Linked DNA regions of Mus musculus: region 2 is linked to region 1. A link is a loop called in an ENCODE intact Hi-C map of the cell type or tissue named here. Cell type or tissue: left cerebral cortex. All regions are shown on one strand.

The links. A loop is a pair of places that touch in the nucleus more often than their neighbours do. Peaks named below come from ENCODE experiments on the same cell type or tissue, not always from the same donor. Only the 100,000 strongest peaks of a DNase experiment are listed, where the experiment ranks them.
Region 2: a loop joins it to region 1, with 2.6 times the contacts of the local background. A loop is called at or near these places in 2 of 42 quality-filtered maps.

Annotation. Positions count from the first base shown.
Region 1 is chrX:166,897,025-166,905,024 of GRCm38, forward strand. No RefSeq gene overlaps it. Among named protein-coding and RNA genes, the nearest start is that of Gm30354, 16 kb to the left of the region's middle. In left cerebral cortex, no CTCF peak of the experiment used is centred here; a DNase peak (open chromatin) is centred at 3,958.
Region 2 is chrX:167,225,570-167,233,569 of GRCm38, forward strand. No RefSeq gene overlaps it. Among named protein-coding and RNA genes, the nearest start is that of Tmsb4x, 20 kb to the left of the region's middle. In left cerebral cortex, a CTCF peak has its summit at 3,799; DNase peaks (open chromatin) are centred at 1,792, 3,828, 5,778, 6,277 and 1 more place.

The DNA.
Region 1 (8,000 bases):
TCCGAAGTATCTAGCATGGGATGCCGGAGGCTGAGAACCTGGTACCTGGGACTGCCCCTTGTCCAACACCCGCCGTGTGTGGTCAGTGGCCTAACACAGCCAGATGCCCACCGTGGGGCCTCGTGGAAAGTGTCTGGCAGTCCTCTCCTGTCTGCCCGCCCAGAGCACCGGAACTCTGGCAGGATGAGAATTCTCTCCCACTCCCCACTTCCCCTAACACCCACGGCCCTGCAAGGCATTGTTATTGGTGATCTTCTGATTCAGCCATACCTTATTGGTGCTTGGTGCCTTTTCAGGGGTTTTGACACTCATTTACCAACATACACTAGAGAGCCCCAACATACACTAGAGAGCCCCATTATAGGAATTCTCTCCCTGCCAGAACATCTTCTCTGCCATTGGTGCCTGATGTGATAGGAAAGAAATGGCTCAATTCCCAGAGCTTCATCTTTAACCATTAGATTCTTGGAATTAATCACTGGGGTATGAATGGGAATAAGAATGACATCTTTTTCCTCCTCCACCTTAACCATGGAGTTGCAAGAGAAGATAAAATCATACTTATTAAAATCTGCCTTCTCAGTTTCTAGACTCTCTGAAAAATAAACCAGGGCCCCACTTTGAGGTCTGTCAAGCAAAACTCTGCCCTTCCTAATCAGAGAGCTAAGGGTTCCAGAACACAACTCCTCCGTGTATCCATCAAGATCCCAACAATCCCTACAGGTAGGTATGTAAGTGTGTGTGTGTATGCATGTGTGTGTGTGTGTTTATGTATATATGCACCCCAGTTATATATATATATATATATATATATATATATATATATATATATATATATATATATATATATATAAAACATATATTTGTGTGTGCATGTGCACCTCTATCATACATTCAGGCATACATAACACAGAATCCACCCACTGCTTCACCTTCACATGTGTGTATTTACTGCTTCAGGTTTTATACTTGTTAAATGTAGATAAAACACACATTCTATATTGCTATGAAGAAGAAACAGAATGAAATAATACAAAAGGAAAGTATATAATGATTTAAAATACTATATTAAAGGGGTGAAATAGCAGAGGTAAACTATGATTATTTTTATAGATATATGAGATTTATGCCTGAGTGTTCTATTGCTGTGAAGGGACACCATTACCATGGCAACTCTTATAAAGGAAAACATTTCATTGGGGCTGGCTTACAGTTTCATAGATTGAGTCCATTATCATCATGGTGGGTAGCATGGCAGCATGCAGGCAGATATGGTGCTGGAGAAGGAGCTGACAGTTTTTCATCTGTATCCAAAAGCAACAGGAAAAGAGAGACACTGGGCCTGGTTTGGGCTTTTGAAACCTCAAAAGCCCACCTCAAATATCACATTTCCTTCAATAAGGCCACACCTACAGGGCCATATCTCCTAACCCCTCACAAGTACTACCTCTCCCTGATGACCAATCATTCAAATATATACGCCCAAGGGGACCACTCTTAGTCACACCACCACAATATATTTGCTGTTTTTTCTTCTTAATGTTTTAATCTATAGTGTTACATGAGATTGGAATGCGTGTCTCACCTCTGCCCCAGGGAGAGATATGAATTTCTGAAGTATCAAAAAGAGTTCAAGATTACTGCCTAGAGGGCTTTCTGGTAAAGAACACAAAGTGCTTTCCTCTTCTTTTAAGGTTAATCCATTTGGTCCATCACCTGGACAGGAAAGAAAATAATATAAAGGTTCCCTAAACACTCAGGCCCACAGGTTTAGATCTCCTTGTCTATTTCTACTCTCACGCTGTGAGTGTTTTCCTCCACAGTGCCCATTTGGTCACTGTCCATTCTTCAAAGTGGCTCATGTTAGCCTGTAACAAGATCTGCCTGTCTTCTACTTTATGCTCTATCTCATCTGAATTCAACAGGTACTCTGAGAGTTCTGGAGAGCCACAGGGAGAGTGCAGTGTAATTTTAATAACAATATTAAGTCACAAGGGAGTTAAGAGGCGTATGTGCCTGACAGAAAACAAGAAAAGCATTCTTGTTTGTGATATTCTCAGAACATTTATACCTGGGGAAGAAGTAAAGCTAAAATCAAAGGTCATACGCACCTTGGTTCCTTGTTATTTTAACATTTTCTCGTGTGTGTGTGTGTGTGTGTGTGTAAACTAGAGAACAACCTTGGCTATTGTTCTATCTACTCAGTCTCCTATTTTAATATTCTTGTGTAAATGCAAACATATCCTTCACCACAGACAGTTTCTTTTTTAGCCAGATATTACTGACCAAGGCCCAGGAACAGTGATTCTGGTTGTCCTGGAAGACGTTGCACTGTAGGAATGGTTATATGGAACTTTATCATTTCTGGAAAAAAGAGCTATTGGTCAAGGCATTTGCCCAATATATTGGTGGGGATCACAGGTAGATAAGCTCTAGAAAAGGTGGAAAACTGCAGAGGGTGCCAGAGGCTATCGGATGACATTCTTTGCTTTTGGGTGGGTGGAAACTAATGGTCTACTGAGAATTACATTTTAAATGTCAGTGGTTCTCAACTTTTGAAATGTTGTAACCCTTTAGTTCCTCATGTTGTGGTGACCCACAGTCATAAAAATTACTTTGTTGCCACTTCATAACTGTAATTTTGCTAGTTATGAATCATAATGTAAATATCTTATATGCAGGATATCTTGATATGTAACATCCTCTTAGAAGGGTTGTGACCCATAGGTTGAGAAACACTGGTTTAGATAGTTATAAGGGTGTTAGGTTAGTTACATGATTAATTATCTTTAATGGGACTAAAAATAGTCCATGATAATTTGGTTCTGATTTGCAGCATTTTAGCCCTCTGTAATCTTGAAGTTCAGTCATCTGGCCTTGTGCACAGGGGCAACTTGCCTTCTTTTCTGGGCATTTTGTTTATACTATTTGGAATATCTCTATTAAAATGGATGCTATCTTATTTCTTATTTACATATTCTTTTTTTTTCTTTTTCTAACCTGCAGGTCCTCTGCATACATATTTTTTTATGGTCAAGAACAAAGTCTTAATGTAACAGTGAGGGAGAACACAACCGGAGACATCTGGGCAATGATTCACACTGAACAGGGACATAAAAGGAGAGAAAGAGAGAGTGGTTAAAGCGAGAGATGAAGGTTAGAGTCAGAGAGAAGGAAAGAGGGCAAATGGACCAAGAGGTCCAGGAGCAGAGTCCAGAACAGAACTATTGTATGAAATATTTAATCTCAATTGGGGTTCCTACCCTGCTTTTGATTATCCAGTTCCCAGATAAAAGGCGCAGAACCTTTATATTTGTAAGACTTTACTACACCAGAAATGGACACATATTTACCCTCTAAGCTATTATGTCTACTTCCTTTTTAATAACCCTGAGTTATAACTTGCCATGTTCCATCTGGGCTGGTCTTAACTTCAATTGGCCAGCCCTCATGGCCATGTTTTCATGATTTACTTAACTCATGGCATCTTCCCTCCCTCTACCTACCAACTTTCTTGGTCTCTTCTCAGAGCCCCAGGCAAGGGAACTCAAACCTTACCTACCCTCTCTTCTACCCAGTCATAGGCTGTAGGCATCTTTATTCACTATTCAGGGATAACTTGGGGGCCAGGGTGGATGGGGGGGACAAGGTTATGGAGCATCACTTGTGTAAGTGCAGATTCCCTCATCTCCTGGGGAAACCAGGCCTTGGGAGCCAGTATTTAGCATAACAACATGACAGAGTCATGGTATACCATCTAGAAACATTGATTTGTACCTTGGCTATTAAGAAATGCTTCGTTATGAAATAATTGCTTCTGCTCATTGCTGAAATGTGTGTGCATTTATGCGCATAGGAAGCCACTCAGGTGGAGGCGATTTAATGTGATTGTAATTGCATGACTAAGCCGAGGGTGGGGAATCACAAGACTCAGGAAAGACTGGCTTGTGTAGGAGTGGACTAGTGTAATTAAACTGAGGAAGTAGCTACCTAGACCTAAGAACAATCTGTCCAACACGTTGTGGGTAGAAGTAGAAGCAGATTTTTTTTTTCCGTCAGAAGGGTCTAGCAAAGCATGGCAAATATATCAAGCCAATGGAGTGAGGGAAAGGGAACAACTGATTTTTTTCTTTGCATCATGAGTAGGAGACCTATCAGATTTCTAAAACTGGAAGATGTGTAAGATGGAGCAAGACAGGAAATCTCATGGCTTGTATAGAAATAAAAGAATAGGAGTCTAACAGTCATCTTGTTTCTTCTTGGAGTGTCATTTCCTGCGGCCTTCTTATTAAAAGATGCCTTGGCATGAGGTGAGTTAAGGAGTACACCTTTTCTGAAAGATAAAGCACACAATGGTAGCATCTGCCATCACTCTCCTTTAACAAAGTGATTGTCAGAGGACACCAACCTGATATTCTTTGCTCCTTTCCCCACTTTTCTTGGCTGCGCTAAATGAGTAAAATCCATCAAACCTCATTAAGAAGTAGCACCTTTACATCCATACAGCCATCACAAACATAATGGGAGCTTGTTGGGGAAAGATATATTTCAAGGCTGGGAACATTATTCAGTTAGAGCCCATACCGCAAATTCTAGCTCTTGAGAGGGAGGAGCAAGAGGCCAGAAGTTCAAGTTGATCCTCAGTCTCCATACCAAGTTGGAACCAAACCTGGGCCACATGAAACTCTGTCTTAAAAATACAATAGAAAAGTTATACTCTGGAACATAAATTTTTAACTCACCATAAAAAAATAAAATGAGTCCACCTGGATTAAGCAGTTTTTACTACTTCTAGAAGTTATTTTCTAAAGAATTAATCAATGGATGAAATATATTCTCAAGAAAATTATCCCCCAGACTCTATGGAAGAAAAGAGAGTGTCTATTTCTACATTAACTAAAATTCAAATGGTGAAAACTGTGAAGATTATATGCTCACAAAACTCTGGGGGGGGTTGTTTGTTCATTTGTTTGTAGCTCTTGTTTACTTGTTTGTGTGTGTGTTTGTATGTATGTATGTATGTATGCATGTAGATTTGTTTTGTTTTCCTGAGACCGAGTCTCACTATGTAGCTCTGGCTGGCCTGGAACTCACTATGTAGACCAGGCTGACTTTGACCTCATAGATCTGCCTGCCTTTGCCTACCAAGTGCTGGGATTTAAAGGTGTGTGCCACCATGCAAGGATTTGATTTCCTTCCTTCCTTCCTTCCTTCCTTCCTTCCTTCCTTCCTTCCTTCCTTCCTTCCCTCTCCTCCTCCTCCTCCTCCTCCTCCTCATCCCCCCCTCTTCCTCCCCCTCCTCCTCCCCCTCCTCCTCCTCCTCCTCCTTTTTGGCTTTTTGAGACAGGGTTTCTCTGTATAGCCCTGGCTGTCCTGGAACTCACTCTGTAGACCAGGCTGGTCTCAAACTCAGAAATCCACCTGCCTCTGTCTCCCAAGTGCTTTGATTAAAGGCATTCACCAACACTGCCTAGCTTTTATTCTTCCTTTATCTCTTTGACAGAGTCTTATTAAGTAACCTCACTCCCTGGAACTTACTAGGTAGTCCAGGCTGTACTTTAACTTGTATTATGTAGTACAGACTAGACCCTAAACTGCTTCTCTCTTCCAAATGCTGGGATCATAGGCATATTGCCACCATGCCGTGCTACAAGTCTCTTGAGATGATAGGACTGCCTAGGACCACCACGCCAAGAGTGGCACCACCCACAGTGTGCTGGGCCCTCCCACATCAATCATCAATCAGGAAAATGCACCATAGGCTTGTTCATAGACCTATATGGTGGAGATATTTTCTCAATTAAGATTCCCTCTTCCAAAATGCCTGGGCATTGTGTCAAGCTGACATAAATCTAGCCACTACAGTAACCCTGTTTCATTTATCTCTCACTTCTTTACTTCTTTAATTATTACTAAACTTTGTCCTTCTATCTCTTGTATTGATGCTGGAGAGGGAAAATGTGAGGCAGAGAGAGAAAGAAGAAGGGTGGAGAAAGGGATAGAGAGAAAAGGAGAGAGAATGTGCATGGGGATCTGGATCACTTGACAAATATTAAGTGAAATATTTGTTAATCTAATTGATGGTGCCAAGCTAGCACTTAAGCAATATCTGCATTGGCATGATACAGAAGTCACGTGTATTAGTCAGAGGAGGATAAGATATGCAGAGTAACAGTGACAACTGTTTGTGGCTTCCTTGTTAAAGGTTTACTTCTTTTAAGTATTATGCCCTTTTGAAATACAAAGACACAGAAACACAGAAATGCAAAAAGTTAGAGTCTGATTTTATATATATATATATATATATATATATATATATATATATATAGTGTGTGTGTGTGTGTGAACTTGGGCTAGAATTTATACTTTTCCAATTTGCCATCAACCTGTGATCATTTTACCAATTTTGTTCAAGCCACTCACCTAGCAATCTGTCACTCAGAAAGGAAAAGTAAGATCTCTTCAGAATACAGCATTTAGTAGACATACTTTAAAAAAAAATCTTTGTTTCTGTTCTACTTAAACCCAGAGGAATAGGAACGAATGGGAAATAATTGTAGAGATGGCATTTCATTTAACAAGGGGAAATGAAAACTCTTGATTTCCAGGGTTTTGAATTCATTTCCTTGCCAGCTGTGAACAATTAAATACTTTATTTCTGTATTCAATGTTTCTGTAAGACACATTTGCTGGTCCTGTGTTGGTGACACATTAGAAGTAAATTATTACAGTTACATAAACGGTAGCTTTATAACAAAGTCCGTACGCATTTATAAATGTTAGAATAAAAACATATTGTAAGATATAAGTGAATAATTATTTAATAACTTAGAGAAGGAATAGAATTTCTTTAAAGGTGGAGATTTGTAGTGTATTTTAGTATTAATATGAAATGTTCCCATAGGACTCGCATTGAGTGATTGATTGGCCCTCATTTTCTGACACAATTTTGTGAGATGATACAAATTTTAAGAGGTACAAGTGAGGTGAATCTATGTCATTAGGGTATTAGCTATCTTTGTGTCACCATGACCAAATATTTGGCAGAAACCAATCAGGAGTTGATGTGTTTTACTTTGGAACGTGGTTTCAGAAAAGGTTTACCTCAGACAGGTTCACTTCTTATACTATGTGTGCAGGTAGGGTAGTGGGCTGACAAGGCAGCTACCATCTTAGATATGGCCAGTAGCCATGGCAGAAGGGGAAAATGTCTGTGGAACCTTGGAGTTGCAATTAACTACTTAGCCTGAAAATGGCACCAGATCGTTCACCTCCATCTCATTGTCCAAAATGGAATATGGGTCGCCCAAACACAAGGTCTAACATGATCCCTGGATGTGGAAGACTAGAAATAGCTGCTGAACAGTCCTGTGAATACTATAGCCATTTATGCAATCTTTAGTCTTGGGCTTCTTTCTCTAAATAAGGAAGCTAGCAACATTGCAGAAAATGTTAGATGAGGTACTTACTAGGATCCCTGACAATAGCTCCTCATCAGTGACTGGTACTAATATTCAATAGTATACCATAGGAAAAGGGACACTGACATGAAGAAGACATACAAGTTGTTAGCTGCCCCATCCCCCTTTGCCCCACCCTTTTTGTCCCACCCCCTTTTTTACAATGATGTGTAGGATGAGCTAAGTATAATACAGACAATTGAATGGTTCTTCCTTTGGGACTGCATTTCATTTGTACATAATTCCACAGCTTTTGTTTCTAGGTCTTCTGCTACATTTGAAAGACCTTGAGGCTTGAACCCGGATAGTATGGGGGATGTAAGTTGTAATAATGAGGACATTAAAAACAGTAAGTCTTTTTTTCCCACATCCTCACCAGCATGTGTTGGCACCTGAGTTTTTGATCTTAGTCATTTGATTGGTGTGAGGTGAAATCTCAGGGTTGTTTTGATTTGTATTTCTCTCAAGACTAAGAACTTTGAATATTTTGTTAAGTGCTTCTTGGCCATTTGAGATTCTTCTGTTGTGGATTCTCTGTTT
Region 2 (8,000 bases), 330 kb after region 1:
TAGAGTGCTTTCCAGCATAGCAGCACATCACAAGGCCCTGGATTCATTCCATTTACTGAAGCAATACAAAGGAGGGAAGGGAGGAGGTTGGGAGATACTTTTCCTTAGTTTTTCTTTTGTTCCCACCTGCAGTGTTTACACATTCAAGGGGTCTTCCTTGAACCTGGCATCCCATTCTGCAACATTGGTTTTAGCTGGAGAGCCTCAACTTGAAATTCCCCCCTCTATACAGGCTCAGTATTTTGGGAAATCCTAGCTAAGAAGAACCAGAACGGATTTGGAAAATTGGTGGGAGCCAGGGTTTTTGAATTGTCCTGATGACTACTGGGGGTGGGGGGTGGGTAGAGACAGGAAGCTTGCTGGACAGCCAGTCTAGCCAGTAAGGAAGCTCCAGGTTCAGAGAGAGACTGCCTGTGGGGATAGACAGCAACTGAGGAAGTGACCCAACCATCAACCTCTAGCTTCCATATATGTAGGAGTTCCTATGGTGATGATTACTACTGCAACTATGTTTCACACACACACACGCACACGCACACGCACACGCACACGCACACGCACACGCACACATGCACACGCACGCACACACGCACACGCACGCACGCACACATACCAAGAGCTCACACAAACACTGACACAGAAGGCACACATGGATACAGGTATGTGCTTGTGTGTGTGTGTGTGTGTGTGTGTGCGCACACGTGTATGTGTTGAGCATATGAAGGCAAGAGGACAACTACTTCCAGGTGTCAGTTCTCCACTTCCACCATGTTGACAGGTCTTGGGGTTCCAAACTCAGGCAGCCAGGGCTCACTAAACACCGCTCACCAGCTCTCTACAAGAGAATTTCAAGAACTACTAATAGTTTGATCCTGGGAAAAGGGAGTGGAGATTCTATTTATAGAACTTACCATTTGTACCAGAAATACACAGTATTACTTTTATATTGATGTAAAATATTATTTTTACATTTACCTTCACCTTTCTTGCATTTAAAAATTAGTCTTTATTTTTCTTGATCAAGACACTTTCCATGAAGCCCAGCCCAAGGCAGTTGGGTAGGCCTGTGAAAGTAACAGAAGGTGACCCTGGTGCTTGGGGTTTAGGATGAAAACACCTTTGGAAGGAAGTGAAAGGCACCGCCCAGAGGCCCTACCCAAGGAGGGGGACTTCCTGCTTATTTGCAAGTAAAGGAACTTGTGCTCTTAAAGGGCAGGCAGACAGTTCTTGTGGTACCTGTGGCTCCGAAACAATCCTAAAGTAAATGAATCCTTGGGCCACCGTGCATCAGACTCCGTTCTAGTATGTACCTTTGATACCCACTATTCAGCCATCGAGACCTCATTAAGACCCTCCTAACTTCAGCAGCTACTCTATAGCTAACTTCCTGTAAAATGGAGCAGAACATTACATTTTGGAGACCTGCTTTCTATTTTTCGTGGAGGTGGGGAAGCTGTGTATGGATGTGTTTGAATATTCTGTGAGGGTACTCTTAACTTAGGGGAACGGGGTGGCCAGGCTGCACCTTCTCACAAGAGCACAGTCATCCAAGTGCTTGGTTTTGTTCCTTTTACATTCATTTGTTTCTGCGAACTCATTCTTGTCCCATGCCCCAGAAAGCCAGGATGGAAGACTGTCACTAGGCAGCCAGCACCTCACCTTTGGGGCAAGGAAGTGAGGCAGGCGCGCGGTAAATGCTTTGTAAGAGGACAAACAGTGAGGCCAGAAATAGGCCCCAGGCTCAGCTAAAGGCCTCTGTGTTTGTGCCCCTGCAGGCGAGCAGCTGCGGTTTGCTTGGTTTCCTCATATCTCAGGCAGCCCTCTCAGCTAGACGTTTGTGTAGAAGGAAGTTTCCACAGACTTCTTCTAGGCCTCCCCCAAGTGAGTGCCAATGGAGTGCTAAAGAAAGGTGCTGGAAGGGAGGGATACATGTGGTGGTGGTGGTGGGGTGGGGAACTGGAAAAAAAAGGGAGACCCCCGGGGGAAGAGATACCATCTCCTCTCCCAAGCTCTGATCCATACTTCCGGGTTCCTTCTGCTTCCCTGCTTTGTACTGTTGGACAACATGGAGGATGAACGGAAGCCCGTGAGCTCCAAGTCCTTAGCCTTGCTCTGCTGCTGATTGGGTTCATGTCGCCAAGCGTTCCCAAGAGCCCACTATGTGGCAGGCAATGTGCCAACAGGACAACTTGCTTCCTTTCCTTATGATCTCTTATAGGCCATTTGATTGCCATTTAATAACATAAAAAAAAATACACTCCATTTTGTGTGTTTTCAATGAGCACTGAGAACCATCGAGCAGGCCTCCCACGCCAAGACTGTGGAAAGTCTTCGGAGGTGATAACCGGTCCTGGTTGTTGTCATTTGTATCGATTTGTTTTGCCCCTCCTGGTGGGCTGGGTCTCCTCAATGGTAGGTCAAAGACTTTACATTGGTTTGTGTCTTTTGGGAACAGCAACATTGGCCCACAATCAATGATGCTTTTTGAAAACAAAGCACCCAACTGAACTGGGCTTGCAGGACCTGGCCCCTGAATGATGACGAGCAGACTCATTCATTTAGAGGGCTTCTTTTAAACACAGGTGCAGGCATGGGGCTGCTGCTCCCTTTGGGTGGCCTCAGGTTTCTCATATTTGGCCAGAGTCTTTGCGGCAGCGTGGAAAGACTTTGATTGAGCTCTACTTTCTAGGCTTTTAGGGCAGTCATAAGGTTTGGACCCAACCTGGCATTCATGGTATATTCCATCCATCTTGGGGAAAATATATATATATGTATATATATGTACACACACACACACACACACACACACACACACACACGATAGTAATGTGATAGTTTGATATAGAGATACTGCTGAATGTAACCATTGTTCAAGGTCAATGTAGTAAACCTGGAGGATAGGATAATGACTATATTTCTACTCTGCTCACTGTCTGCTAGAGGCTAATCAAAATATCTCGTCTTCCCCTCAGAAGCAGATGGCATGATGATTGAGATTATGCATGCTTAATGTAGGAAGCTTTGCTACCTACATGCCCCAAATCATGGACATACTGGCAAATAGGAGCTGGGATTTGAACCTGGCAGCTGTGTTTGTGATGTTCTTCACCCCTGTCTCCTATCTGGTTTGAGAGACATATCTTGGAGCTGTTTGCAAAGTTTATTTTCTCTCTGATTTTGTTTCTCTTAATTTCACTGTGTGTTTGCACCAGCATTTTCCATTGTTATTGTTATTATGTGACATAATTATATGTAAGGAACAGAGGCAGAGAGCTGACTATTTCTCTGAAAATCAAAAGGGGATATTTGGGGGGAAAACCAAATTGAGAAATGGCTGAGTTTATGGCCACTAACATCTGTTCTTCTAAGGAACTTTAATTGGTGTTGTGTATGATGTGTTTGTATGCATGTATTGTTTTGTTTTGTTCTGTTTTTTTGTGGGTTTTGTTTTATTTTGTTTTGTTGGTTTGTTTGTATGTTTTTCTTTTGTTTGTTTTCTTCCCAAAGACTTTTTACTTCCTGGAGATTGGAACTGCCATTGCTGTGTAAAAGACATAGCCTGTACATCATCTGTGATACCAGAGACAGGCTTAATGTCCTCCCAAACACAAATGCAAGCCAGCAGTATCCATGATAAATGTTCTTTCCTCCCTGACCCGCTATAATTCGGAGAGTGGCCAAGGTCATTTTCATGTCATTTTCCTGCCAACCTCGACTCCTGAAAGGCTTTTTAATAACTGACTCCAAAGAGCCTTTGCTCTAACTAGTTCTGCTCTACACTGCCCCCTAGCGCTACATCCATGACCTGTGCCTAGGCCACTCCCTGCTTCTGAACTTGCCAGCCCTTCTTGCCCCCAGAAGCATGACAAAGAAGAACTTCTGGTGCTACTGGTTGCACCCAGTCCTATCTGCCAGCATTTCTACTTCCTCCAAGTAAGCAACACTTCAGCCAGGCGGGTTTAGAGTTCCTTCCTCCTAATTCCTCCACATAGTTCCATTTCCGCATTGTTCTTTAGTCCAGGGGTGCATAACCCTACTTTCAACTTCCCAAATGTTTCCCAAGCAGCCATATGTCATGAGTATTAATGTCATGAGTAGAAATCTGGAGCCAGACGTCTGGGTAGATGTGCTCATTCTGCCCAGGAATGGTTTCCTAAGTGTGCCGCCACACAGTGGCTTAGAGCTCAAGCTTAGGCTCTAGGTTTGGTATAACATTGAGCTGACACTATGTTGATATTCTTTAAAAAAAAACTGATACTATGTATTAGCTTAATATTTTTCAGGAAATTCAATATATGTAAAATTCATGTTAAATTCACAGCTCATACCATATAAGGAATAAACTCCAGCATAGAACAACAAGGAAGAGGAGGCAGAAAGAATGTAAGAGCCAGAGGGCAGGGAGGAGTGCCTCAAAACACTTCCCTCCGGGAGTGACAGGGTGAGTCATTCATGAGCTCACAGCAGCTGTGCTTACCTGCATGGGGCCTGCACAAGAGCAGGCCAGACAACATTCTACTGTAGATAGGGTCCATGAGCTCTAGGCCCTACTTCTTAGTGGCAGTGGATAGCTGCTGGAGGAGGGAGATTCATTCATTTTAAGGATGTGGCCACATGAAGCTTTCCCATACTGTAGTGGATGACCCAGACCCATACATGTGGGCATCACTAACTGATCTTGGAAAGTTATTTTAAAAATTATGGAAGTAGGAAGATCAATTGAGGAGAATAAGGGGGAATTTGGAGGGGGAAATGGGCCTAAATGTGATATTTCACTATACACATATATAGCATTTTTAAGAATAAAGGAAATGTAGAAATTCATTGCAGACATAAACATAAAATCACAAAAGTTGTAGAAATGAACAGAAGAGAAAATGATTCTGTTTTTCGTGGGAAGAATTAGAATAATGTTCTTGTTTTTGACACAGGGTTGCTCTATTTAGTCAAGATTAGCCTGGAACTGCTGATCTCCCTGACAGCCCCCCCCCCAAATACTGGGATTACAGGCATATAACACGCCATCTTGCTAGCGAGTATTTCTTAAATGTGCCACTGAAGTCATACCCCATAAAAGAAAGCATTGACAAGTTCAATTTTGAAACCAATTGCTTCTGCTCCGAAAAAAAAAAAAATGGTAAGAAAATGTAAAGATATGGAGTAAAGAATATAAGTGTGTATTGAGAATTTACCCAAAATGTGTTCAAGAGAATGAAAGTATACAACCCTCACTGGGCACAGTGCTGTATGCCTGTATGTTTAGCATTTATGACACTGAGGCAGTTAGGAGTATTATGTGTCCAAGGATAGCTTGGGCTACATAAAGAGATACTCTCAAGAACAATAATGTAGGTCAAGTAATAAAGACAAATAAAAAATTGAAAAGATAATTTACAAAACAACTTCCAAAAGCTGTATTTTTGGTACACAGCAAAGCTGCAAAGAAGCTTAGGTACCGTTCGACACACACACAAAAATGAAGCTGCGGCTGCCATTTTGAAATTCTGGGGTTGCAGGGGGAGGGGCACTGCCAGAGCAGGACTAGTCACATTGGAAGTGGTTACTAAATAAAACCTACTATCACCCCTGTTTTGTTGTTTTGCTGTATTCGACAGGGTGTCCATGTATAATCCAGGCAACATTCAGCCTCCCAATTGGGAGAATTTAGAGGTATAAGCCACCAGGCCTGGCGTGTCACCCTAGCAGCAGGAAGCAGAAACTCAGTGAGTTGATTGTGCCCTACAGCTGTCACATGACAGACACAGAGCAACGCGACTCACTTTCACTTCCCGTGAGAATGAATGTGAACTGTCCCAGTGGCCCTGCCCCTTCTTAGCAGCACGTGGGAACAACTGGTGGCCACGTATTCTGTGGCAGGACTAAAAAGCCTGCTCGAACACCTATTGTTTCTTTTCCCTATGTCTTAGAAGTAAGCTGAGCACAGGTTTTGTCACATTAGATAAATGAGAAAAGTAAGGAAGTAAGCAACTTGTCTAAAGGCCAGATCCAGGTAGGAGCTTTACAGAAACAAAGATGCCTGCAGCACCGTCCATGTCTCTTTGCATTCCGACATCCACTTCTCCCTTCCTGCAGAAAAATGCTAACAAACGCATAGCTGGTCTCTGTGGGGAGGGCTGCTTCCGCCAGACAGTCTTGCTTTTCCCTGCAGATCCCAGGATGCCTTGCAGGAAGGGCTGCAGTAGCCCCCTACCCTCCCCAAAAGAAATGATTTCGTGTTCTTCTGCTTTAAGAGGTCGGCACTGGAGGCCCTGCCTCACTGTTGCTAATGTCAGCTTCCAGTCACCCCTTCATTTATTCCATAAGCATACATTCCAAATCTAGTAATTTTGCTGTGAGCTTGAGAAGGAGGAAGTGCGAAGGTGGAGAGAGATGAAAAAAAAAAAAAAAGACCTACAAAGGTATTCATTTTATCCGTAGGGATTATGGAAAAGACTGAAAAGTGTTCAGAGAGTCGCAATCACAGAAGTGCTGAAAGCCAGGTATGGGAGCCAAGGAAGGCAGCAAAAGCCGAGCTTGGGCAAGAAAGAGACTGTCCTCTCACGAGGGGGCACGTGCGCTGAGAAAATTGGCAAGCACTGCAAAGGGCTTCTCCCCACCCCACAAGTCAGTCACTGTCACTTCTCAGCGCACCTCAGGTTTAGCCCTCCTTTAAGAAAAGCCTCAGGAATGTTTTTTCTTCCTTGATAGTAGAGGTGAACAAAGTGAAGCTTTGAGGCGGTGACGAGCTCTGTAAATAAGCTCACCCAGCTTTTGAGCGGGGCGGCCAGGCCATGTTGTCAGCTCAGTGTATTGGCAACTAGCTTTGGGCTCCTTCTCCCACACCCTCACAGTCATGCCCGACTCTTCCACCTCTAAGGGCTACAGTTAGTCTAACTACCCAAGAGAACTGTTGGACTTAACAGCAAGTTCAACTACAGCCGCCACATTATTAGTAGTGGAGGGGCAATGGCGCTGTCATTGTGGCCAGAGGCTCACCTGGGTCACTGCTGAGCTAAATGGAGCGTGAAGTCCAGGCAGAGCATGAAGAACCACGGATTCTCCACCTGCAGCTGTAGAGGGTTAAAGAGCTTGGATGTAAACAAATGGCCAGGTCCTACAAAAGTACCACCACCACGGACTTCCTCTTAGATGACCTGCAGATATTTAAAGACAAGCCAGACACAAGTGCTTCTTTCAGAAAGGGACAAAGCAAATAATCAAGTTGACCTTTTGGGAACAGTGTTAATTGTGGCAGTTTAGGAGGAGGCAGAAATCAACTTTGTATAGTAATAGGCCTTCTATTCTTCTACCCTTGCCTCATTAAGGTTTGCATATTATTTTAAATGTGCCCGAGGTGTAAAGAGTCTAAAGTGGTTAAAGGGTGAGGTGATTTAATGAACCCAGGAACCAATCCAGAAGGCCTGGAACCACTCTGGGCCTTTTAAGAACTCCATCCATCCCAGGGGGAGAACTAATATCAAGTGAGTGACTTAAAGCTCCACAAAGCCTGGCTTGGCTTAGGGACTGAGTTTCATGGAGCCCAGGTGAGAGTCATTCCTGTACCGTGAATTCACCTAACCCTTGCTCTGCACTTCCATTTCTTAGGCACTCTAGGTGTGCTGGAGCAAAGCAGTGTGCTGTATCCAGATACCTTGGGGGCCCTGGCTTCACAGTGAGGCCCCAGGGTTCCAGGTGGGTGTTGCAGAGAACAAAGGTTCCCCACACTAAGAAAACCAGTTCTCCCAGCCTCCCAGCCGCAGCAAGTGACATCACTGGGAGCCAATAGAAAATTTGCACTGGAGTTTACTTGTTAAGGTCTGAATTGGATCCACGTAGACGGCTTATCTGACTGTGTAGGGCGAGGTTCCCGAACACTACCCTGTTTAGGAGTGCTCTCTGATACAGTGGGAATGTGGCTTTTAACCTTTTTTTTTTTTTTTTCCTGGCAGATTTCAGGCAGGTGAGGGGCCAGGTTTCAAAATCAACAATGAAGATACCAC